Regions from separate parts of the Homo sapiens genome. Here all the other regions are linked to region 7. Evidence: chromatin contacts called from ENCODE Hi-C data. All regions are on one chromosome and are shown on one strand. Each heading gives the region's core, a stretch centred on a gene start or an enhancer-like site at or near the end of the contact. The rest is flanking DNA. Distances are from core to core; before and after follow the strand shown. Region 1 holds the start of MBOAT2 (membrane bound glycerophospholipid O-acyltransferase 2). Region 2 holds the start of LPIN1 (lipin 1). Region 3 holds the start of ODC1 (ornithine decarboxylase 1). Region 4 holds the start of ADAM17 (ADAM metallopeptidase domain 17). Region 5 holds the start of PDIA6 (protein disulfide isomerase family A member 6). Region 6 holds the start of YWHAQ (tyrosine 3-monooxygenase/tryptophan 5-monooxygenase activation protein theta). Region 7 holds the start of ADI1 (acireductone dioxygenase 1).

Region 1 (3,145 bases), core at 575-3,074, 5.5 Mb after region 7:
AGAAAGATGGGGGAGAGAAAAAGGGAACGTGAACATGTGCCCATCTCTCTGAAAGAAATGTAAATATATAAACCTATCTCCCTTGCTCCTCATCAGCAAAGAACTTTTCAACAGACACCCACCCTGCATTTGCTGATATACTGGAAGTAGCCTATTTAAGGCAGGAGTGTGATATGCTAAAAGGTCATACACTGCACACCAGTGTGGAAATGTCAGCAAGAATCCTCCGCGGGGCCGGGAGGATGAAAAACCCTAAATTCTGGTCAATTTATTAATAAAGAGAGAAGAATATTTTCTTCGAATACACGATTAATTTCACTACCATACTTTATTAGCAAGACACCCATTAGAACTCTTGTTCAAGACAGGTGGGGGATAGGTACTTTACTATTAACCAGAAGTTATGACCGCGATGTGGAATTTCAACAGAAGCCACAATTGTTTAACACTCCTTCGACATACTTAAGGCGATTTTATTTAAAACAGTAAAGCACAAAGCAGCTAGTATCCTAATGTCAGGTTTCCAGCTTGCTGCTATGGAAAGCCGTCTGGACAAGAAGGAATCCCGTATTGAAGTGAAATCCCTGAAGACTAAATGACAGCAGCACCTTCAAGTTCAAGACAGTGAACCAGTATCCCGTGTGAAGTCCAAACACTTCCAGGTTAAGTACACTTGAAATAACTGTAAGCAAAATTTCCAAAGTTAACTACCTTTAGCCTGGGGCTAGAGCAATCACCTAACTATACACCCCCGCCCCCCAGCCCCCGCCTCATTAACAACTTCCCTAAATCTCACTGTCACAACAAAATACTTCCAAACTTTCTTTTCTCAGTAAAAATGGCGCTGCTTTTCCCATCACAATGCTGTTTATTTCTCAGTAATCGTTAGGCCCTTTAAACCATCAAACTCGATTGGCCTCATTTAAATACCACCCTTCCCTAGACACTGTCAAGAGCTTTTCTGAGGGCTGGGCAAGGAGGTAAAGTGGCTGCATCAATCTACAAGGTTGCCACTTTGTCAGCAAGAATCCTGGGATTAACTCCGACTTTTCTTCATAACCTGTCTGCCTTCCCACAAACTGTTGCCTCTGTCTCTCTTAAGCCACAATCCAACGCAAACTGTCCCCAAAGTGCAGTAGCGCTTAAGCCTCTCCGGGCCCCTAGCACCCATCGACGCCGTCTCTAAGGCACCCAGCACACCCAGACCCATGCATCAGCCTCTCCGGGGGTCGCTCAGAGGCGCGCGCGGGGCAGGCAGCACCACGCCAGGCTCCCCAAAGCGCAGCCTTCCGCACCCTTTCCACAACCCGGTCCATGCGCACCGGGGGCTGCTCCGGGACCCGACCACCGGATCCGAGCGCCGCTGCCGCGAAGGGCAGGGACCGCATGCACACCCGCACGCCCATACGACCACCCTCCCCGGGGGCTGTCGCCGGCAACAACGCCCGGCCCACCTCCCGCTCGGCCCGGGGATGGCGGGCTGGGGGCGCACCCAGGAGGGAGGGGGCTCTGGGACAATAACCGGCTTGTTGCCCCCTCCCTTCCAGGGAGCGGCGGGTAGGGGGGCACCGGGCGCCCGGCCCCAGCCCCCACCCTCCTCCCGGGCCCCCGGTCGGGTGGCACCGCGGCGGGGAGGGGCGGCGAGGGCGCGACGCCCGGCGCCAGGGCGCCTCGGGGTACCTGGTCGATGGGCAGCTGCACGGCGTTGCTGAGGGGCTGCAGCAGGGTGGAGCCCGTGGTGCTGGTGGTGGCCATGGCCGGGCCTCGGCGCTCCGGCCGCCCGCGCCGCTCGCCCGCTCGCGCTGTGCCGGGCGACGACGAGGATGGGGATGCAGCGGCGCGCCCGCCCCTGGGCCGCCCGCGGTCGGAGCTCTGCGCGGGGAAGGCCGGGGAGGGGCCGGGGGCGGTGCCCGGCTCGCACCTCCCCCTCCGCCGCCACCTCCTCCCGCGCCCGCCGCCCCCGACCGCCCTGCACAGGCGCGGCCCGTCCTGCCGTCGCCCCCGTCGTCCCCGCCCCGGCGCCCCAGCCGCATCCCCCGCCCCCGACTTCCAGCAGCTTCCAGCGGCCCCCTCCCCACCTCGCGCGCTCTCGCTCCAGACAGCTGCGCGACCCAATCGCGGCGCGACGCCCTGACGCCCGCAGCCAATCAGAGAGCGCCGGCCGCGCCACGCCCCTCCCCCGTGCCGAGGACCCGGGCGAGGGCGCCGAGGCGCGGCCCGGGCCGTCGCCGGAGAACGGCTGGCCAGCGTCGTGGGGCGCGCTCCTCGGGTGAGAGCATGGAAGAGCGTCTTTGCCCCTCACTCCTCGGTTTCTCCTCCCTGGAATGTCGCGGCCCCCCACCCCTCTCTGGGAGAGACGGCAGACAACAAAGGGGCCCGGGGTGGCGGCCGGAGGGACGATGTGAGGGACGCCGCCGAGCCAGCGCCAGGGGAAGTTGGGGACGAAGGTGGGGGCTGGGAGGACGACAAACCAAAACAGCGACCTGGCTGAGAAGCCCCTTTGTCTGGGAGAGTGCCGGGTGAAAGCCCAAAGCTGAGAGCAGCCCCGGGGTCTGACGCTTTCGTCACCCTGCAGCCGCACCCGGGCCTTTGGGTGGTGAGAGCTGGGCCTGGGTTCGACGCCCGCGGGCGCAGGGAGACCGGCTCCCCTTTGCTGTGTGAAAGTTTAGTTCTTTGTAGCCAGCCGCCCTCGTTGAAGGCCCCACCTTCTTCCTGAGAAAGTTTCTAAGCATCCCTTCACCCCTTGAGCGCAGGCACCCCCAGACTGTTGAAGTCCGCCAGGTTTACATACCCTGGCGGGTCACGTGTATATATAATCCCCCCAACTTCGTAAAAGTAAGCCATTTGAGTTCCTTTAAAATGCAAACGTCAACTTCTGTTCAGAAGACTTTAAAAGAGGAGAAATGCCACAGCAGTTATGAGGACAAATCAAGACTCAAGGATTTGGCAGTTTAACTTTGGTAGAAATAACTAATGTTTACTGAGAGTTTAACCACAGCTTTAATACTTTTGGTATTTAATCCTCACAATAACCGTGTGAAATAGACACTTTTACACACCCTCCTTCAAGGAAGTTGAGTCACAGAAGAGGTAACTTGCCCAGGGGCACACAGCTGGTAAGTAGATTGGAATCCAAGTAAATCTA
Region 2 (2,791 bases), core at 289-2,788, 8.2 Mb after region 7:
TTCTAAGCTGGCCTCCTCCCTGGCCCTCTGCATCTCAGCAGAGCAGCGGTTCCATCTCCACACTGAGACTTGCCTTTGAGTATCGCATCACACACCTCCACCGGTTCCATTCATCAGTAAGCCTGTGGGTTTTGCCTCCAAATCTCTCTGAAGTCCTTCCGCTTCTTGCTGAGTAGCCCCTGTAATCTGAGCCACCATCATGTCCCCCGGTTTCCTGCAGTGCCACCTGTCTGCTGGCTTCTACTCCTGCAGTCCATTTTCCATGGAGTGGAGGGGTGACTTTTTAAAGAAGTAAATTAGATCATATAATTCCCAGGTTTAAAATTCTTTTTGGACCAGGCGTGGTGGTTCACACCTGTAATCTCAGCACTTTGGGAAGCCAAGGTGGGAAGACTGCTTGAGCCCAGCAGTTTGAGACCAGCCTGGGCAACATAGGGAGACCTGGTCTCTACAAATAGTTTGAAAAATTAGCTGGGCGTGGTGGCATGCACCTGTGGTCCCAGCTACTTGAGAGGCTGAGGCAGGAGGATTGCCTGAGGCCAGAAGGTGAAGGCTGCAGTGAACCGAGATTGTGCCACTGCACTGTAGCTTGGGTGACAGAGTGGGACCCTGTCTCAAAAAGAATTGGTTTGGAATAACATTTAAATAATACCTAAACTCCTTGCCTTGGCCTACAAGACCTGAATATTTGGCCCCTGCCTTCCCTCCAGCCCACAGCACCGGCCCCAGGACCTTTGCACCTGCCATTTCTGCTCTCCAGAAAGCCCTGCCTCCTCCCCATCTTTGTAGTCATAGGTGTTTCTTGTCATTTAGAGTTTCAGTTCAAATATGACACCCTCCCATTGATGGAAATCATTTCACCACCAGACGTTATGTGGCTCATTGTTTATCCGCTGCCTGCCTCCCGGCTGGAGAGGCGCAGGGAGCTGCCTGTCCCTCCTGTTCAGAGCCACCGTTCCGCACCTGGACCACCGCTTGGCAGAGGCGGGAGTGGAGGCTGTCACCATCAGGATGAAGGACAGGGGTGGCCCGGCGTGGAGAAGCTAAGAAGAGATGGCGATAGGTCAACGCGATTGCGCCTTTAAGGTGGAAGAAACGAAGGGCGAGGGTCAGTAAAGTCAAGGACGGGCTCAGATCCCGCCACTGGTGATAAGCGGGACCCATAGGACCGACGTGATCGCGGCCAGGCCCTGGGTGGTTTACCTGGACTTTTACCTGGCTGCCTTTTCTCTGCACCCCTCCGTCCTCACTCCCCCAGTCATCGGCATAGGTCAAGTCAGAGTGTTGAAGAAACACACGAGTTTGGCTCTGGAAAGGAAAATCAGAAAGGCGGCCTAAGGGGCCCCACCCCCAGGAACGCTAAGATAGGCGGCCAGGGGTGAGCGGGCAGGGCCGGCCAGCAGGCCCTGAAAGCAGCCGGGCCACCAGCGCGTCCCGAGTCCCCCTCGCACCGCCCCGCTTGCCCCGCCCCTGCCCTCTGCCCCCGCCCCTGCCCCGCCCCCGAAGGCGAGCTGCGCTGACAGCCGGCGGCGGGCTGGGTGTTTGCAATACAAAGGCGGCCACGCGCGGCGCCGCTCGGTGAGTAGCCGCCGCCTCCAGCCTCCCGCTGTGGAGCAGGGGCCGCAGCCTCGGGTTAGGCGGGGCGGGGCGCGGCGCCGGGGCGCTGAGGACGCGTGGCGAGGCGGGGGCTCGGCCCCGGGGCCCGAGGACCGACGGCCGGGCTACGTCCCCGGGGCCCTCTACGGGAAGTGGTTCGGGGGAGGGAGGCGGGGAAACAGGCCCCGGAGGCCGGGAGGGCCTCGCGAGCATCCCTCGGGCCTGGCTTTCCTGACGCGCCGCGAGGCCCGGTGTGGGCCCGGCTTGGCTGATCTCGAGCGGCGTAGGGGCCACTGGGGGCTGCCGCGCAGTCCCAGAACCGCGGGGACTAGCTCCAGCCGGCCAGCGCGGGTGCGTCCTGGCTCTGCGCGATCATCCCCAGCTTTGCGCCGGGGACTGGGATGAGAGCCTTTCTTTCCCCCGGAGTTAGGATTCCAGCGCTGCAGTTGAGGAAACTGAGGCTCAGGGAGGTTGACCTCTGTGCCCAAGGTCATACAGTTGCCGGGCGGCAGGGCAGGCTGAGCCCAGGTTGGAATCCCGGTTCTCATATTACAGCTCTCCCCTGCGAGGCCTCTGCACCTTTCTTGCAGCCTAGGAGGTGCTAGGCCTAGTGAGCTCCGTCAGCTGCTCCTGCACGTAATTTTATTATGGGCAAGGCCAGGAAAATGCAGGATGAGAAGTAACGTTTTGGGAGTAACTTAAGTGCTGTGGAGCTAGAGTAGGTAATTTGTGTGGTCAGTAGTTGCTGGAGAAAGCAGATGTCAACCCTGTTTTTGATCAGCAAGCAGGAAACCAACTAAGACAACTGGCAGTATTAATTTGGAGATGTTTTAGAACCCGGCAGTTTCCCACAGGATAGAAGTGTTTTGGGAAATCAAAGCTTGTAGCCGTTTTTTTAATTGGGGGTGTTGTGGTATGGTGGTCTAGGGGTAGTGATTGTGAGATTGACTGTTTATCCTTTGTTCCGTAATTTGGGTCTTATTAATGAAAGTAAGCAGTTGAGGAATGTATAGTATTTGAGAAATAAGCACATCCACACATGAACACTTTTCTTGCTCCCAGATTCTTGTTGAAAGGTGTAACAGTTGGATTTATGATTATATACTTTGATAGCACTTCACGTTTGCCAGCATTTGTTATTGAGTGTTTTTGTGCATGGGTTGTGTGTTTTGGCGCTTATTATTCCTATTTGCAT
Region 3 (2,870 bases), core at 307-2,806, 6.9 Mb after region 7:
TCGGGGACACAGTTTGCTCTGGCATGGGGTACTATGACAGGCCCAGGGTGACGGGCCTGTCATAAATCCAAACCCATGCATAGAATTTGCTTTAAAGCTCTATCTATTGTGACTGCTTGGCATTGTCAACCTCCGAAGTTGCCTAAATCACCCCTCGGAGAAGGGAAGAGAGTAACAACGCTAGCAAAACCATTTTTGTTACAGACATGGTTATATATTTTTGTTTATATGAAGAATATTTACAATTTAATAATAAATAGGCTCATGCAGTCTCGGACTGGGTCATTTGAGGCCTTATTAAATATTTTTAAGGCAATGTTCAGGCCTAAACTTGGAAAGTTTTGATTTCTTTTTAATACGCCAATACTTTTTTGCTTTTCTGTATCTTTTAAGGCGTTACTTAAGTAACTTACTTGAATATATTTTACTGAAGAACACCTTTCGGTCTTTCTGTAACAGCTAAGTTATTTAAAATGGTCAATCAATTAGCACAAGAGGATAATGTTAGAAGAGATAGGGGCTAATTCAAACAAACTTTGAAAAAAATTTCACAAATCAATTAAAGTCTGCCCAATTTTATGTTTAAACAAAGTCAGCCAACACATTCTTTGTCCTCCCCAGACATTCCTGAGAGGTTCTGCCTTCTACACTTTCACCAATTATTTCGACTTCGCAAACAGCACAATCAGCCTTTTCTGCAAACCTTAGGGCTGTCTCCCCTGTGTATGTCCGTTCATCTAAGCCAAGCTTTTCCGAAATCACCGAGTCATTCACAGTCCTTAAATAAACACCTCTAAGTCATGGCCGAGCATCTAATATCACAGCTACTACAGCAAGACTATCTTAGCTCTACCCACTCTCGCGGGTTTCCAAATTGGTGTCATCTGCTCTGTAGACACAGCGAAAATAAAAACTGGAAGGAAACTGAAGGCGCCAAGGCCGGGGCCCGCTCGTCTGTACCAAGGCGAGCCCGGGCTCTGCGCCCCTGCACCTGCTGCGCGGCCGCCAGGGCCTCCCCAACGGCTCCCCGGCCAGCGCGCGGCCGCCGAAGGGTTGGGAAAGAGGCCGGCGCGGGGCCGCAGGGTCTCCGGGTGGGTCTCCCCTAGGCCCCTCCAGCCCCGAGCTGTGAAGACGGGGGCAGAACGAGGCGCCCGGATCACCCTTATCCAGCCGCGGGAGAACCCCGGGCCGGGAGGAAGCGGCGCCTCAAGGTCGTGGCCCGCTCGGCGACCACGTGTCTCCGCAGGCCGGCGAGGCGCGCCGCACACGTGCCCGGGGCCCGGGGCCCGCAGCCCGCCCCGGCTCCCGCCCTCGCTCCCTCCCTTCCTCCGCGGCCGGGGAGTCCCTCACCTCAGAGCGCCCAGGCGCCGCAGGCCAGCCCCATGGGGAAGCGCAGACGCCGGAGCCTGAGTCGCAGCCGCAGGAGCGCTCGGCCGCCCCCGCCGCGCCCGTCAGCGCCTGGCTCCCGCCCGCCGGAGACGCCGGCCCGAGGTGGCGCCGGAGCTGCTGGCAGAGGGGCGGCGGGCGGCGGCGGCGGCGGCTACAGGAGGGACTGACAAAGCCCCACGGCACGCCGCTCCCTACTTATAGCACCGGCGGGTCGCCATGGAGACGCACCAGCTCAAACCAGCCACGATCGGTTCCGGCCGGGACACCGCCGGGGGAGGGGCGGGGGCCCGGCGGTGGCCAACCCGGGCCCGCGCGGAGCTGGTGGGGCGCCGGCGGGCCGACGTCAGCCGAGCCGAGCACCGCCTGCCCCACGCGTGGCCCCCGCCCCCGGCTTCGCGCCCCGCCCTCCCCGCCCTGCGGCCGCCTCTCCCCGCCCTCCCCGCCCTGCGGCCGCCTCGCCCCGCCCCGCCCTGCGGCGGTCTCGCCCGCCTGGAACTGGTCCGCGCACGCGCACGACGCCGCAGGCCCCGGCCCCGGCCCGCGGCAGCTGAACGGCAGAGCCTGTAGCTGCACAGCTGTGCTTCCACCTGGCGTTCAGTACCTCGTGCCCGAGAGCGGAAAAGGGAAATCGCGAGCGGAGGACCGATGTGCTGGCCACGTGGGCCCCGCCGGGCCGACTCCGGACCCTGCTGCCGCCCATTCCTCCGGTGCAAGGGACCTGGAAGTGATCCCGGTGCCGCTCTGCTCCCACCAGCTAGGGAGCAGAGGCGCGGGAGGGAAGGGGCGTCCCGGGGGTCGCCAGCACGCTGCGGGCAGGGCTGGCAGCCGCCTCCACGCCCCCGCGCTGGAAGCCTCGTCTTTGTAACATCGAGGTATCCTGTAACTAGATGGGTCCTGGCCTGCGGAGGTAGTTTCCCCTGTGAAGCCAGGGACTCAGCCAGGAGCGTGAGGGGACCCGGATCCTGAGTCTCCAAGCCGCCCACTACCCTCTGCTTTACCGGATGGAACTCATCAGTAACTAGGTATCTTTAAGGGCGGCTCCCTGGCGCGCTCTGAGAGTTACGGAAGTCCCAAAATGCTTTGACCGAAAACGTCTAAACAGTGAATACATAAAGCAAAAAGCCGCGTGGGAAATTCGAGTCCCTAGGAGCGCCCAGGGGACGCCTCTGGAGGTGGACTGCCACTCACTCCAGGCCACGCTGGAATGCCCGCACCAGGGAGGCACTGCACTTGAATTGGGGACACTTTTTTTTTTTTTTTTCATTTTTACCTTTCATTCCCTTTTGGACAATCCAGACAGGATATGTCTCTCCCTAGGGTGGGGATTTCGACTCCTTAGGGTGGGAGTACAGCCGATGAAGAGTTAAGGAGAGGAGTGGGTAGATCTAGATCTAGCCTTGGGTGGGTGGGGGCGGGGTTGGAGGAGCTCAGAGCACTGGCCCAGCGCTGCCCCCAACTTGCTGTGTGCTCTTGGACAAGTT
Region 4 (2,885 bases), core at 112-2,611, 6.0 Mb after region 7:
CTCAACACCTTTAGTATCCATACCAATCCATTACAATTTCTGTCCACTAAATATAAAGAAAAAAAATACTACACATGGTATCATGGTGAAATTTGGGAACCAGTACAACCATGCAAGCCTACAATTTCACACACTGGGAAAACATTATTTCACACTTTATTACTAATTAAAGTATCTTACACGTCAATTTTTGAAAGATAAAAGGATTTTAAAATACACTAAAAGTTCACGCAAACTTACTTCCACCAAAGTTCAGATCCCTTAATGCATCTCCATCCTTAAAATCCAATCTCTCTGGAAAATCTAATGAAATAGGAACCCTCTACTTTCTAGCCTCTAAATTCATCAAACTCGTCACTCTTGATAATTTCTTTGTTTAAAAGTGCAAGGAAAGCATTCATAGTGGCAGCATCACGAGTTGGCTTACCAGGTTTCCGCCTCCCCCCATCTCCCAAGCACCTCCAATAAGCTACAATTGAAATAACCAAGAACGTGCTTAGGATGTTCGCAAAAACACAACTCTTAAGACTCCAACTCCAGTCTCCGCCTCCCAACGAGATTACTGCATAAGTACCTCCTACAGCAGAAATTCTAGTTCCCTCCTTCGAGGACCAGGAAGAATTCTGGAGCTTTGGGCCCTTCCTTTCTGGCTCTGGTAGGAACACACAACACTAGATTTGTTCCCTACTAAGGCAAGAACCCTGACCACATCTCCCTCTCCAAACAAGATCCAGCCACCCTACTCCTTACCGCTTTCCCAACACCCTCCCCGAACACAAAGCTAGGGAGCAAACCCCTCTCAGGCGCTCAGTCACTACATGGAGCCCGTCCAGTAGCCCTTTCCCACTCAGAGACAGGCCCATCTCCTTTATTCTTTCCCCAAACTCCGAGAGCCACACCCCCTTCTACACTGAAAACTTAGGGACGCGCCACCATCGCCAATACCCCGCCCCCAAACACCTGATAGACCCAGCTCCCCTGCTCTTCCCTCAAACGAGCGCTCCAGGCGCCGGCCTAAGCCAACTCCCCTGGGTCTTTACCGAGTCTCTGGTGGGGGCCGAAGCCCGGGTCATCCGGAGGTCGCGGCGCCAGCACGAAAGGAACCACGCTGGTCAGGAATAGGAGAGACTGCCTCATGTTCCCGGCCCCGCTACCGACTCCACCTCTCTGGGCAGCCTTCGCCTGACGGGGTTTCGGAAAACTGCTCACATCGGGGGAGGACGGGATCCGCCCGGCCTAGCCCCTCAATCCTCTTTTCCCTCCCGCGCCGCCTACTGGGAAGATTCTACCGCCAGGCTCGACGCCCCCAGAAGTGCAGGTGGCGTTACCAAAGGCCGGCTCAGCCAGCTTCCGGCCGCCGCTGTCCCCCGCACCACCCACAGCCGGAAGCCGGCTGCCGCGCGGCATCCCGGGAGGCTCCGCTTGCCCCGCCCCACGCCGGTGCGCCGCGGGCCTCTGGTCCGCTGCCGTGTTCGGCCCCGCCCGTCACGTCTAGCTGGGGCTCGCCCGGCGCCTTCCTGGACGCAGACGTATGAGTCCCAACTCCACCCAGTCCGGCCTGGCCTCTGTCCCCGGGTGACCGCGGAATGGGGGGGCGGGAGCTAGCGAGCAGGCCCTCAAGCGCGTCTGGCCGCCTCCTTTGTCTTGATGCCCACGTCTGGTTAGGACCCCTGCTGTCCATTTTATTAAAGGAGCTGTAGAAAGCGGCCTGGGGCCCAGCGACCTGCCCAGGGCGGACGAGGAGGCGCGACTGGCCCGATGCCGCAGGCTCTCTGCCCAGTGTGCTCAGGTGGGAGGGCGGGGACATGAATCGAGCCACAGAGTGCCCTGGGCACGGACCCCCCGCCCCCCCCGGCCCCGGGCCCCGAGCCCCGAGCCCCGAGCCCGGCCACCGAAGCCCGTGCCACTCGCCAGCTCCTGCGAGACGAGCCTTTCGAGCGCAGCTCAGGCATTTGGTTCAGGGTCCTACTGCCGGAGTCGTCTGAGGCCTCCATCCGTCTGTCGTCACGAAAAAGGTTTTGGGGGGACTAATAAGCACTTCCTGAATGCACATTTGCTCCACGCCCCTGCTGTAGGGAGAGGGTCTGCAGACACTTCAACAAATAGAATCCTAGGACCTTACCTGTGAGTACAAGAGCTGGAATCTTCCCACCAACTTCTTAAAATTCAATCCTATACTTGGTCCATTTAGCTTAGACTGGAAATTTCCCAAGGCAGTTTGTTTTGCAATCTTTTGCATGATTTTAGCTCTGTATAGTTTAGTGAATGTTTATGGTACTGAATAAAACAGTCTAAAAACGTTGGGTACATGTTGCTGTTTTATTTAGTTCAACCAAAGTTTATAAAAGTAGGACATAATACGTTTTCCACTTAAGAGTGAGACAGCCTTTATTATGAAACGGTAAATTGTTAGGAATACTAGTCCTATTCAAGTTTCAAGGCTTATTCCTAATAAAATACTCAAACTGTGGTTAAAATTTATGTTAATGGTGGTTTGCCGCAGTAAAATATCAGCGTCTTTTTCAACAATACATTGTTGGCTAAAATTAACCGGACCTGGTCTGTACATCTGAAGTATAAAATATCTTTATTAAACATACCCATTAGTGGCATACCTAGTCAAAAAGTAAGCAGAATTTCACATGCAAATTGTATACAATCTGTAAAAATTGTATTCCATAAGAATGTGACAGTTGAGTACGGTTTTTGGGGGGCTTTTTTGGTGTACCATAATAATGTCATCTGGTTTCTTTTCTGAACATCCAGTCACCATAATGTCCGGCTTGTAACTTTAGTAGATCGTAGATTGTATTATTTTGGTATCCCCAACAGCTCTTGTACAGTGCCTTGCTCATAGAAGGTACTTAGCTGTTTAGTAAATGCCG
Region 5 (2,895 bases), core at 276-2,775, 7.3 Mb after region 7:
TGACTGACACTTGTAATCCCAGGATTTTGGGAGGTTGAGGAAGGAGGATCACTCGAGGCCAGGAGTTTGAGACCAACCTGAGCAATACAATGAGACCCTGACTCTACAAAAAATTTAAAAATTAGCCAGGTGTGGTGGCATGTGCCTGGATCCCTTGAGACCAGGAGTTCCAGGCTGCAGTGAACTATGATGGAAACCCTGCACTCCAGCCTAGGAGACAGAGCAAGACCGTGTCTCAAAAAACAGAAAGACATGTACTAACTCATTAATCCTCAGGACAACCCTAAGGGAGTACTATTATCAGTCCCTAAAATGGTGAACACCGTTGAAAAGGCACTGGCACAGAGTGGTTAAGTAACTTGCTCCAAGTCACAGAGCCAGTAAATAGGGGGAAGGTGGTCTGAGGCCAGAGCCGAGGTTAAGGACTGTCAGAGCCAAGGCTGTGACCAAGGCGAGCCCGGCAAGGACAGGACCCTCGGCCTCGCCCACTAAGAAGCAGACATTTACAGAATTCCTAAGACGCCGCGTTCCATTTCGTTTTTAAGGAGTCCGATCACATGCGAAGCGCCCCTGCGTCTTAAGCCCAGCTTTTGGAAGGCACTGTCCCTTTCTAAGGGAACTATGGGTCCTTATTTCAGGACTGAGATTTAACATTTCAGTTTTTCGTTTCTGAGACAGAGTTTCACTCTTGTTGCCCAGGCTGGAGTGGCGCGATCTCGGCTCACTGCAACCTCCGCCTCCTGGGGGTTCAGGAGATTCTCCTGCCTCAGCCTTCTGAGTAGCTGGGATCACTGGCGCGCGACACCACGCCCGACTAATTTTGTATTTTTAGTAGAGACGGGGTTTCGCCATGTTGGTCAGGCTGGTCTCGAACTCCTGACCTCAGATGATCCACCCGCTTCGGCCTTCCAAAGTGCTGGGATTACAGGTGTGAGCCACCGCGCCCGGCTTAACATTTCAGTTTTTAAAAGTAGGAGCTGCATAAAGCAGGTGGCAGAAACAAGCAGCAGTGCAGGACGCCCGCCAACCTCCGTCCCCACGCACGAGTTCGAGAAGAGCCCGGAACAAGCTCCCCTGCGACTCTCCGGGAATACAGACCCCCTCCCCGGGATCCGGCCGGGGCTGGGCTCCGCGGCTCTCCCGCCCGGCCCTGGACCCCGCGCCCGGCTCCAGCGCACGAGGCTCCCGCCCCCCGCGGCTGCGGAAGCCCCTCCCCACGGGCGCCCGAGTCTCCCGCGCACCCGCACCTCCGCCGGGGCAACCTAGCAGCTCCTCCGGACGCCGAGGCCCGCGCCTCCCGCCCGCCAGGCCCACTTCCGGCCGCCTGCGGCCGCGGCCCGCCGGGGAACGGCCTAGAGATTCGAAACCTTTCAGGCCGACCCCAGCTCGCCCGCCTCCCTCCGCTGGCCCGCACCTACCGAGCACCAGGAGAGCCATGCCGAGCGCCGGGCTACGTGCAGTCCCCACCGCCGCCGCCGCTTCAGCCCTGCAGCGTGCCGCACGCCGCGCCCCCGCGCCCACGTCCCGCCCCAGGCCAGTCCGGTGGTCCGAGGGGCGGCCGCGCGGGGGCGGGCCGGAAGGCGCTCGCCAAGCCGTGGCTGCGGCTCATTGGTCCGGGCGGACATCGCTCACTCACATATCCAATGGGAGGCGGCCGGGTAGAGGTTACCGGTTTGGTTTTTTTTCACGGGGGCGGTGGCGAGCAGCGGAAGGCGGGGCCTGCTGGGGGCGGGGCTGGCAGTCTCGGCTCGCACCGCCTCAGCTCCTCCGGGCCCTCTCGGGGTGCTGCTCGGAGGGGAGTCCAGTACTGGGCGTTTTTACCTTAGTTCCTTATTCTGCACCCCCCCACCCCGCCTCCTCCTTGCCTGTGTGCGCCCCCACCCTCTTTATCCCGGGGGAGCGTGACTCGGCCTCAGGGCACCCACGGTCCTGGGAGCTGACAGGGAATTCCTCTTGTGCCCGACGAATATTCCGTGGACACACATTTGCTCCGCACGCGCTGTCTGCAATGTAATTCGACAAGTTTCTATTTTGTTGAATTACTTTTGAAAGTTCTTCCGTCCAGGGCGCATGGCTCTGCAGAGCCTTCTCCTCCTTCTCTGGAGAACCCCAGGGACTTAAGCGGTAGCCTCCTCGCTGACAGGGTCTCCACTTTGTCCTGGGGGGCGAGGGGGCTGGCAATGCGCTCACGTGGGTGTGTGCTTTGTAAAATATGCAAAAGTGAAAAAAAATATGTTTGTGGGGCAGGCTGGCGAGCAGTGGCATGATACAGTTCACTGCAGCCTTGAACTCCTGGGCTGCAGTGAGCCTCCTGCCTCGGCCTCCCAAAGTGCTGGGATCACAGGCATGGGCCACCACGCCCGGCAAAAGTAAAAATTTTTTTGCTTTTTTTTGAGATGGAGTTTTGCCCTTGTTGCCCAGGCTGGAGTGCAAAGGCGGGGTCTTGGCTCACTGCAACCTCTGCCTCCCGGGTTCAAGCGATTCTCTTGCCTCAGCTTCCCGAGAAGCTGGGATGACAGGTGCATGTCACCACGCCCGGCTAATTTTTGTATTTTTAGCAGAGACAGGGTTTCTCTTGCCTCAGCTTCCCGAGAAGCTGGGATGACAGGTGCATGTCACCACGCCCGGCTAATTTTTGTATTTTTAGCAGAGACAGGGTTTCTCCATATTGGCCAGGCTGGTCTCGAACTCCCGACCTCAGGTGATCCGCCTGCTTCGGCCTCCCAAAATGCTAGGATTACAGTTGTGAGCCACCACGCCCGACCTAAAAGTAAAATCTTTCAAGCACAAGTTAAGACCACTGTATCTTTCCGCCTTGATTCTCCCTCCTATGTTTGGAGTGGACTCGGACATTTTGTTTTTGTATTAGTAATTTCTCCATATTGTAGTGTGTAA
Region 6 (3,153 bases), core at 318-2,817, 6.1 Mb after region 7:
ATCGTCCTTGCTAAGACTGGACAGTTCAAAACCTGGAAAGCTTTCCTTGTCTGCTCCACACTGGAAACGAATTCACTTCAACACTAGTGTTTAAGCACAGGTGTGCAACAGCAAGGAAATGTTATTAAATGTTGAAATTTACCAGGACATTGTGTTCTTCAGATACAGCTGTGTCCTTTTCACATTTCCCGAACTCCCCTCCTCTCCTGTTTATGGGGGGTGGGGGGGAGCACAACAGATACTCTTACTTGAAAAATAAAGTATCTGTTCAGATTTTCTAAGTAAATTTCCATTACTGGGTTTGGGAAAAAATCCCTACTACATTGTCTGTAACAAAAAGGTGCCTGCGCCTTCTTTCAACTGCCTGAAGCTTGTGAACCGACTGAATACATTTAAAGGGCTCACAGATCTCAGGACGCAGTCTCCCCGCACAAGAAACTTAAAAACGCCTTTCAGTCTCGCAGAGACCTACTTGGATGTTTCCAAGTTCCATCGTTTGGTAGCTACCCAGCATCTGGGGCGAAAAAAAAGGACTTATCCTTGGAAAAGCGGCTTCTTGAGTCTCAACAACCGGAGGGACACAGTAGGGAAGTCAGGGCTCACCTAAAACCCTCCACCCCAGCAGACAGTCCGGCAAGCCCCGGCTCACGTTTGTTTCCGTGCCCGCGAAACTCTCAATGAAAAGCATCTCACAAAAGGCCTCCCCTGCTCCCCGCGCCGAGGACTCACCAGCACCGTGGTGCAGATGGATCTCAGCTCGGACTCCACTTTCTCCCGATAGTCCTTAATCAGCTGCAACTTCTTGTCGGAGGTGTCGGTCTTCTGCTCGATGCTAGAGATGACCCTCCAGGCGGACCTGCGGCCCCCGACCACGTTCTTGTAGGCCACGGAGAGCAGGTTGCGCTCCTCGTTGGACAGCTCGGCGCCCTGCTCGGTCACTGCCTTCATGCAGGTGGCCATGTCGTCGTAGCGCTCGGCCTGCTCGGCCAGCTTGGCCTTCTGGATCAGCTCAGTCTTCTCCATGGCGGGCGCGGGGCCGGGGCCGGGGCGGAGGGCGAGGAGAGCGAGGGCGAGCGCCGACCCGCAGCGGGAGGAGCCTCGAGAGCTGCGGAGGGGCGGGGCGGCGAGGCGAGAACAAAAAGCAGAGAGGGAGCGCCGTCAGACAATGCGGCCCGCCGCCCGCTTTTGTCTCCCGCACACGCGGCCGCTTGAATTTCCCTCTCCCCCGCCCCCTCCCCCGCTGGGCACCCGGGGAGGCCGCGGCCCGCGGCTGGAGGAGGCGGGGGCGGCGCGGAGGCCCCGCGCGCAGGGAGCCCGAGCCGCGGCCGCTCCCGCCACCCCCGCCCGGCCGGCCCAAGATGGAAGCGACCGTTGGCCCCGCACCTTCCCGCCCGGAGCCGTCCCTGAGGGGAGCGGCATCGACAACCGGCTGCTCTCAAGGGCGGCACCTCCGCCCGGCCCTCAATCCGAGCGCGGCCGGAGGAAGCCCGCGGGCCGACCCAGGCGCTCACCTTCACGTCTCCGCGGCCGCGACGCGAGTCCCACCACTTTGATCTGCTTTTGGCTTTAGCTGAGGACCCTCCCGTGTCAGCCTACCCCGGGGCCGAGGGGCGGTCCACCGCCCAATGATGCGCCGAGCTTCTCCCGAGAGTCCCGCCCCCAGCGCGCCGCTGGCCAATGAGGACCGAGCGCGCGGAAGGGGGCGAGGGGGGCGGAGCGGGAGGGAACGCGGAGGCTAGGAGGGTGGGTCGGTACGGGGAAGTTCGGTTGGCCGGCAGGCTGCGGCTTCGGCCACGGGGTTTCCTCCAATTAGATCCAGGGTAAAAGGACGTCACTGTTGCCATGGCGATGCCGTTACCAACTCCCCTCAGCCTCCCCGCCACCCCGGCACTTCTGGGTGCGGCACGAGACCCAGAGGCGCGCACGACCTCCTAGGCGGCGGCTGCGTCTCCCGCTGCGGATGGTGCATTGCATCTCACGGGCTCTGGCCGAGGCTGGACTTCGGAGGGTGACATATTCAGCTGTTTTAGAGCACGGGGGCCTTTCTTTCCTCCACCTTTCTATCCGTGACAAAGGTTTGGATCCCAAGACACTAAACCCAGACCTTAATGACGTTGCCATTAGGGCTCCGAATTAAGCAAACCGCATCCCCATTAAAGAAGAATTGATTCTGGAGACGGTGTCTTCAGTATGGCATTTACATGATAAATTCAAGTTTTCAGATGGGCATCCTAAAACAAAAAATTCCCTTGTGAAAAGGTAGGTCCCAGAAGATCCAGGGGAGTTTCTGTGACAATGCCAAGTATTGTGGTTTTCTTTAAAATGAGAAATGACATTAAGCACAATTTGCAGGAAAACACCTATTACTACCCCTTCCCACCCCCGCAAAAAAAAACCCTGCCCATAACATCTCTCCCCGCAAAAAAAAAGCAATTTTTATGTATCTTTTAGGCTTTCCAGGTTATGCACCTAAATACATCATTTTTCACATCGTTGTCACATGTGCACACGCTTTTGTTTCTGGTATTATTTGTGAGAGGTCACTTGAAAAGCTGAAATCCTCTCCCTGGATGTTGATTTCTGATTTTCTCCTCCTGGGGAACACCCTGCTGAAGCGAGAAAGATTCCCCCAGGCCCCTCCCATTCAGGGTCATCCCTGGCAGCTCCCTTTCCTCTTAAACCACTCCTGTCTCTCCTTGCACTTCCCCAGTTCCCTAACTCCATCCAGGTAGGGTGGCTGCCCTGCCCGTCTGGCGCGTGGTCCCTGTGCCATCTTAAGATGAGAATTGCCCTCTGGGTTCACGCTGCTATGATCCCGATTCCAGCAGGTCTAAGGAGAATGGATCATAAAGAATTTCCCATTCTGAGTGGAGACTGGAGCAAATCCGGAGAATCTCTAGAATGGGAGATTTGAGAGTGCAGACAGATGGGAGGAGAAGGTGCCGACTTTCCAGAAATTCAGACTCCCTCTTGACTGCCCCTCCCTGTCCTGACTTGTGAAGGTTGCTTTGTGCTTTGACAGACAGGAGCGGCCTGGATTGGAAAGGGCCTGTGTCTTAATGCAGAAATGCCTTACTATGTTCCAGCCTTCTAATGGAGGGCCCTGCTGTTATTTCTGGAATCCCTGGGGCCCCGCTACAGACACATGAGTGT
Region 7 (2,954 bases), core at 42-2,541:
GTTATTTAGGATAGAACAAGATGATATCCAAATAGATTATGCTGGAATATTCTATAATCCTTTCCCAAGGGAAAAAGTGTGGTGTCCAGGTAACCCTGTGTATTTCATTTAAATCACATGAATGAAGATTAGATCCAGTCACCCCTCAGCCTATCCCTGAGGCCTACCCTGGCCCTCTCTTTTGCAGTAAACCTTTGTTACTGCAAAACCATTTGCAAATAAACAAGGTGAGCGGATCTGGACTGGTGCTGTGCAAGCAACGGGACACCGGTGCAAAGCCTAGCCCCGCCTTGCAAAGCTAGCGTTACAGAGGCAGGGCTGACACCGGGCCCAGCCGGGACCCAAGCCAGCTCCACCGCCCACTGGAGACGCCCCCACCCCACCACCGAGCGCTACCCCCCGGGGATCCCCGACAGACCGCGGCAGGACCCCGCCTCGATCTGCTGGCGCCCGGTCCCTCCCCCAGGACACTTTCAAGCGGAGTCCCCCTTCCTCCGATAGAAGAAACCCCTGGGCCTTTGACCGAGGTTAGCCAGGCAGGCAGGGCGTCGGACAAGCCCAACGAGCCCACGAACTCGCAGCCCGCCTCCGGCGAATCTTGCAGCCCTGCCGGCCGACCCTTCAGGTCGCTGCCAATCCCGGAGCTGCGCGTGCGCAGCGAGTCCCGGCTGCGAGGCCCCTGACTCGCCAACTCTGCTGCTGAGCATGCGCAGCACACCCCAGGCAACAGAAACGGACCGCCGACCCCCACCAGCCCCGCTGCTGAGCATGCGCAGCCCACCCCAGGCGCCGGAAGCCGACCGCCAACCCCGTAAACTTCGCTGCTGAGCATGCGCAGCACACCACAGGCGCTGGGGGCTGACCGCCGACCCCTCAACGCCGCTGCTGAGCATGCGCAGCACACCCAGGCGCCGCGCAGGAGGCCCTGACCACCCAGCCCCACTGCTGAGCATGCGCAGCCCACCCCAGGCACCGGGAGCCGCCACGAACCCCCAAATCCCGCTGCTGAGCATGCGCAGCATGCCGCGGCTCCCAGGCCGCTGCCCGGCACCTGGAGGAGGCTGGGCTGTGCGCGGCGTTTGGGGGTCGGCGTCGCCCGCACGCTCTGCGAGGCTTGGGCTCGCGTACCTTCCAGTAGAGCACCCCGAGCCGCCGCAGCTGCTCCAGGCCCACTGGGCGGCCGGGGTCGGGGCGGTGGGGTTGCCGCGGGTCGCCCGGGGCGTCGTCCATATACCAGGCCTGCACCATGACGCGCAGTGCGGGTGCCGTGTTCGAACCCAGGGGCCGCGCTCGGAGCCCGTCGGCCGCGCTTTATCTTATAGGGAGGCGTGGACGCGCATGGGAGCCGGGATTGGGCGGCTGGTTGGAGGCAGGGCCGGCGCGGGGGAGGCCCCACGGCTCCGCTGTTTTCGGAAGCAAAGGCATTCAAGCCCCGACCCTGTCCTGGGCACCCTCGGACCTGCCTGAGGCCCGCGGCCCGGGGCCAGCCGTTCGCCAGACGCGCCGGGCAGGTGAAGCTCACCGTAGGCATCGCACGTGCCTTGTGTGTGCTGCCGCGGTCTCCCTGCACCTTCAGAGCAATCTTGTGAGGCAAACGACGTTAAACGTGTTTAGAGTATGGAAAGCAAATGCAAAAAAAAAAAAAAAAGAATAAGGATTTTGTTAAGCTCATGCAGTCCATATGGGCACAGTTGAGACTTCACAGCTCGGATCCCAGGTGAGACATTGTCCTCCACCTCCCCGCTCGCCAGACTTTTGCAGTGTCGGCATTCTGCAGTGCTACCCTGTACTTTTTAAACTTCCTCTTGTTTCCTCTTTTCATCGTTTCTCCCTTCCCCATACACTGTAATGTGCTAGTCTTAGAATAAAAACAAGCTTCCCCTATCCCATTCTGAATTTTTCAATGTAGCTAATAAAGTCCAGCCGCTTGACCATCCTAGATGTCTTTTCAAACCAACGAGTTGAAAAAGATCAGATTATCTCAGCCATTCCCTCAGTCTCTTTAACAAATAACGATAAAGCAGACAGGATTTAAATGAGACTGCTGTAAGAGCACAACCCCAATGCATGCAATTGACTCTTGAACTTCCAGAAATATTGCAAGAAAAATACACACTTATTTCATTTCTGTTCCCTTGCTCTAATGGCTTTGCAAATACATCCTCCTTAGAGAGCCTACCTCTCCACCTCTTCACTTGACCAGTTACTACTCATCCTTCAAGAACACACCTTAGACGCCATTGCCCATTTTTCTGCAGCACTCATGACAAACCTTCATGCAAGAATCTAATGGCAATCTCGCACCTCGCATTTTCTCCTTAAGCCACTGCAATAAGGCTTCGCTTCTCACCACTGGGGAACTGCTAATGACTGCCATATTGCCAGATCCAATCATGGCACTTCTGTTCTTACCAGCAACATTCGTCACAGTTGCCCACGCCCTTCTTGAAACATTTTCTCATTTTCCTTCATGAGGGCATCTTGGCTGCTCCTTCCCAGGCCCCTCCTAGCTCCTGCTCCTCTAACCACTGGTTAGTGGAGCGTTCCAGACTCTCCTCGTCCTGTTCCTATCCACTCACTCCAGGCGACTTTCCATGCTGTGCTGCCGGCTCCTGCAGCCACATCTCCAACCTGGACCTCATTCCAGAACCTCAGGCTTGAGTATCCAGTTGGTGTTGTCACATACATGGCTAATCAGTGTGTCAAACCTAACATGGCCAAAACAACTGATTCCCCACACACACCCCCAAACATGCTTCTCCCTAACCTTTCCCGTCTCAGTGAACGGCAGCACTGACTGCCCAGTGGCTTAATAAAAAAATCTAGGTGTACTCTCAGTTTTGCTTTTCCTCACCCTCAAGATCCAATCCAATCTATCAGCAAGTCATGTTGCTTTGACCTTCGAAACACACCGCAAATCCATTCACTTCTCTCCAGCCCAACTCTTTCTGCAG

The links. Hi-C counts contacts between places; a loop is a spot of excess contacts on that map. Pooled maps may share reads with other maps.
Region 1: a pooled map shows a loop between it and region 7 (5-fold over the local background). The contact joins the promoter of MBOAT2 here to the promoter of ADI1 in region 7. A Hi-C loop is called at or near these places in 5 of 50 pooled maps.
Region 2: a pooled map shows a loop between it and region 7 (6-fold over the local background). The contact joins the promoter of LPIN1 here to the promoter of ADI1 in region 7. A Hi-C loop is called at or near these places in 4 of 50 pooled maps.
Region 3: a loop to region 7 is called in a pooled map, with 12 times the contacts of the local background. The contact joins the promoter of ODC1 here to the promoter of ADI1 in region 7. A Hi-C loop is called at or near these places in 5 of 50 pooled maps.
Region 4: a pooled map shows a loop between it and region 7 (10-fold over the local background). The contact joins the promoter of ADAM17 here to the promoter of ADI1 in region 7. A Hi-C loop is called at or near these places in 5 of 50 pooled maps.
Region 5: a loop to region 7 is called in a pooled map, with 11 times the contacts of the local background. The contact joins the promoter of PDIA6 here to the promoter of ADI1 in region 7. A Hi-C loop is called at or near these places in 3 of 50 pooled maps.
Region 6: a loop to region 7 is called in a pooled map, with 14 times the contacts of the local background. The contact joins the promoter of YWHAQ here to the promoter of ADI1 in region 7. A Hi-C loop is called at or near these places in 6 of 50 pooled maps.

What each region holds. Positions count from the first base shown.
Region 1 is chr2:9,001,860-9,005,004 of GRCh38, forward strand. MBOAT2 (membrane bound glycerophospholipid O-acyltransferase 2) reads right to left here and starts at 1,825. Exons shown (of 13, transcript NM_138799.4): 1 at 1,681-1,825. The coding sequence starts at 1,755. It overlaps LOC124907728 (a long non-coding RNA gene), which reads left to right and starts at 2,217. Exons shown (of 2, transcript XR_007086199.1): 1 at 2,217-2,269. RefSeq lists an enhancer at 482-1,136 and silencers at 901-1,195, 1,739-2,198.
Region 2 is chr2:11,745,094-11,747,884 of GRCh38, forward strand. LPIN1 (lipin 1) reads left to right here and starts at 1,539. Exons shown (of 21, transcript NM_001349206.2): 1 at 1,539-1,578. LOC124907735 (a long non-coding RNA gene) reads right to left here and starts at 366. Exons shown (of 2, transcript XR_007086220.1): 1 at 1-366. RefSeq lists enhancers at 1-279, 2,791 and a silencer at 1,218-1,787.
Region 3 is chr2:10,446,771-10,449,640 of GRCh38, forward strand. It overlaps ODC1 (ornithine decarboxylase 1), which reads right to left and starts at 1,557. Exons shown (of 12, transcript NM_002539.3): 1 at 1,351-1,557. It overlaps SNORA80B (small nucleolar RNA, H/ACA box 80B), which reads right to left and starts at 79; the gene lies at 1-79. RefSeq lists an enhancer at 738-827 and a silencer at 948-2,427.
Region 4 is chr2:9,554,469-9,557,353 of GRCh38, forward strand. ADAM17 (ADAM metallopeptidase domain 17) reads right to left here and starts at 1,362. Exons shown (of 19, transcript NM_003183.6): 1 at 1,041-1,362. The coding sequence starts at 1,137. RefSeq lists silencers at 372-666, 1,281-1,570, 1,801-2,020, 1,992-2,286.
Region 5 is chr2:10,811,260-10,814,154 of GRCh38, forward strand. It overlaps PDIA6 (protein disulfide isomerase family A member 6), which reads right to left and starts at 1,526. Exons shown (of 13, transcript NM_005742.4): 1 at 1,419-1,526. The coding sequence starts at 1,437. RefSeq lists an enhancer at 529-588 and a silencer at 1,079-1,828.
Region 6 is chr2:9,629,430-9,632,582 of GRCh38, forward strand. It overlaps YWHAQ (tyrosine 3-monooxygenase/tryptophan 5-monooxygenase activation protein theta), which reads right to left and starts at 1,568. Exons shown (of 6, transcript NM_006826.4): 1 at 1,512-1,568; 2 at 730-1,105. The coding sequence starts at 1,023. RefSeq lists enhancers at 154-1,056, 800-899 and silencers at 1,020-1,369, 1,570-1,669, 1,720-1,889.
Region 7 is chr2:3,518,240-3,521,193 of GRCh38, forward strand. ADI1 (acireductone dioxygenase 1) reads right to left here and starts at 1,292. Exons shown (of 4, transcript NM_018269.4): 1 at 1,129-1,292. The coding sequence starts at 1,248. LOC124907725 (a long non-coding RNA gene) reads left to right here and starts at 1,307. Exons shown (of 2, transcript XR_007086195.1): 1 at 1,307-1,717. RefSeq lists silencers at 199-398, 879-938, 1,019-1,338, 1,409-1,538 and enhancers at 958-1,479, 1,480-2,000.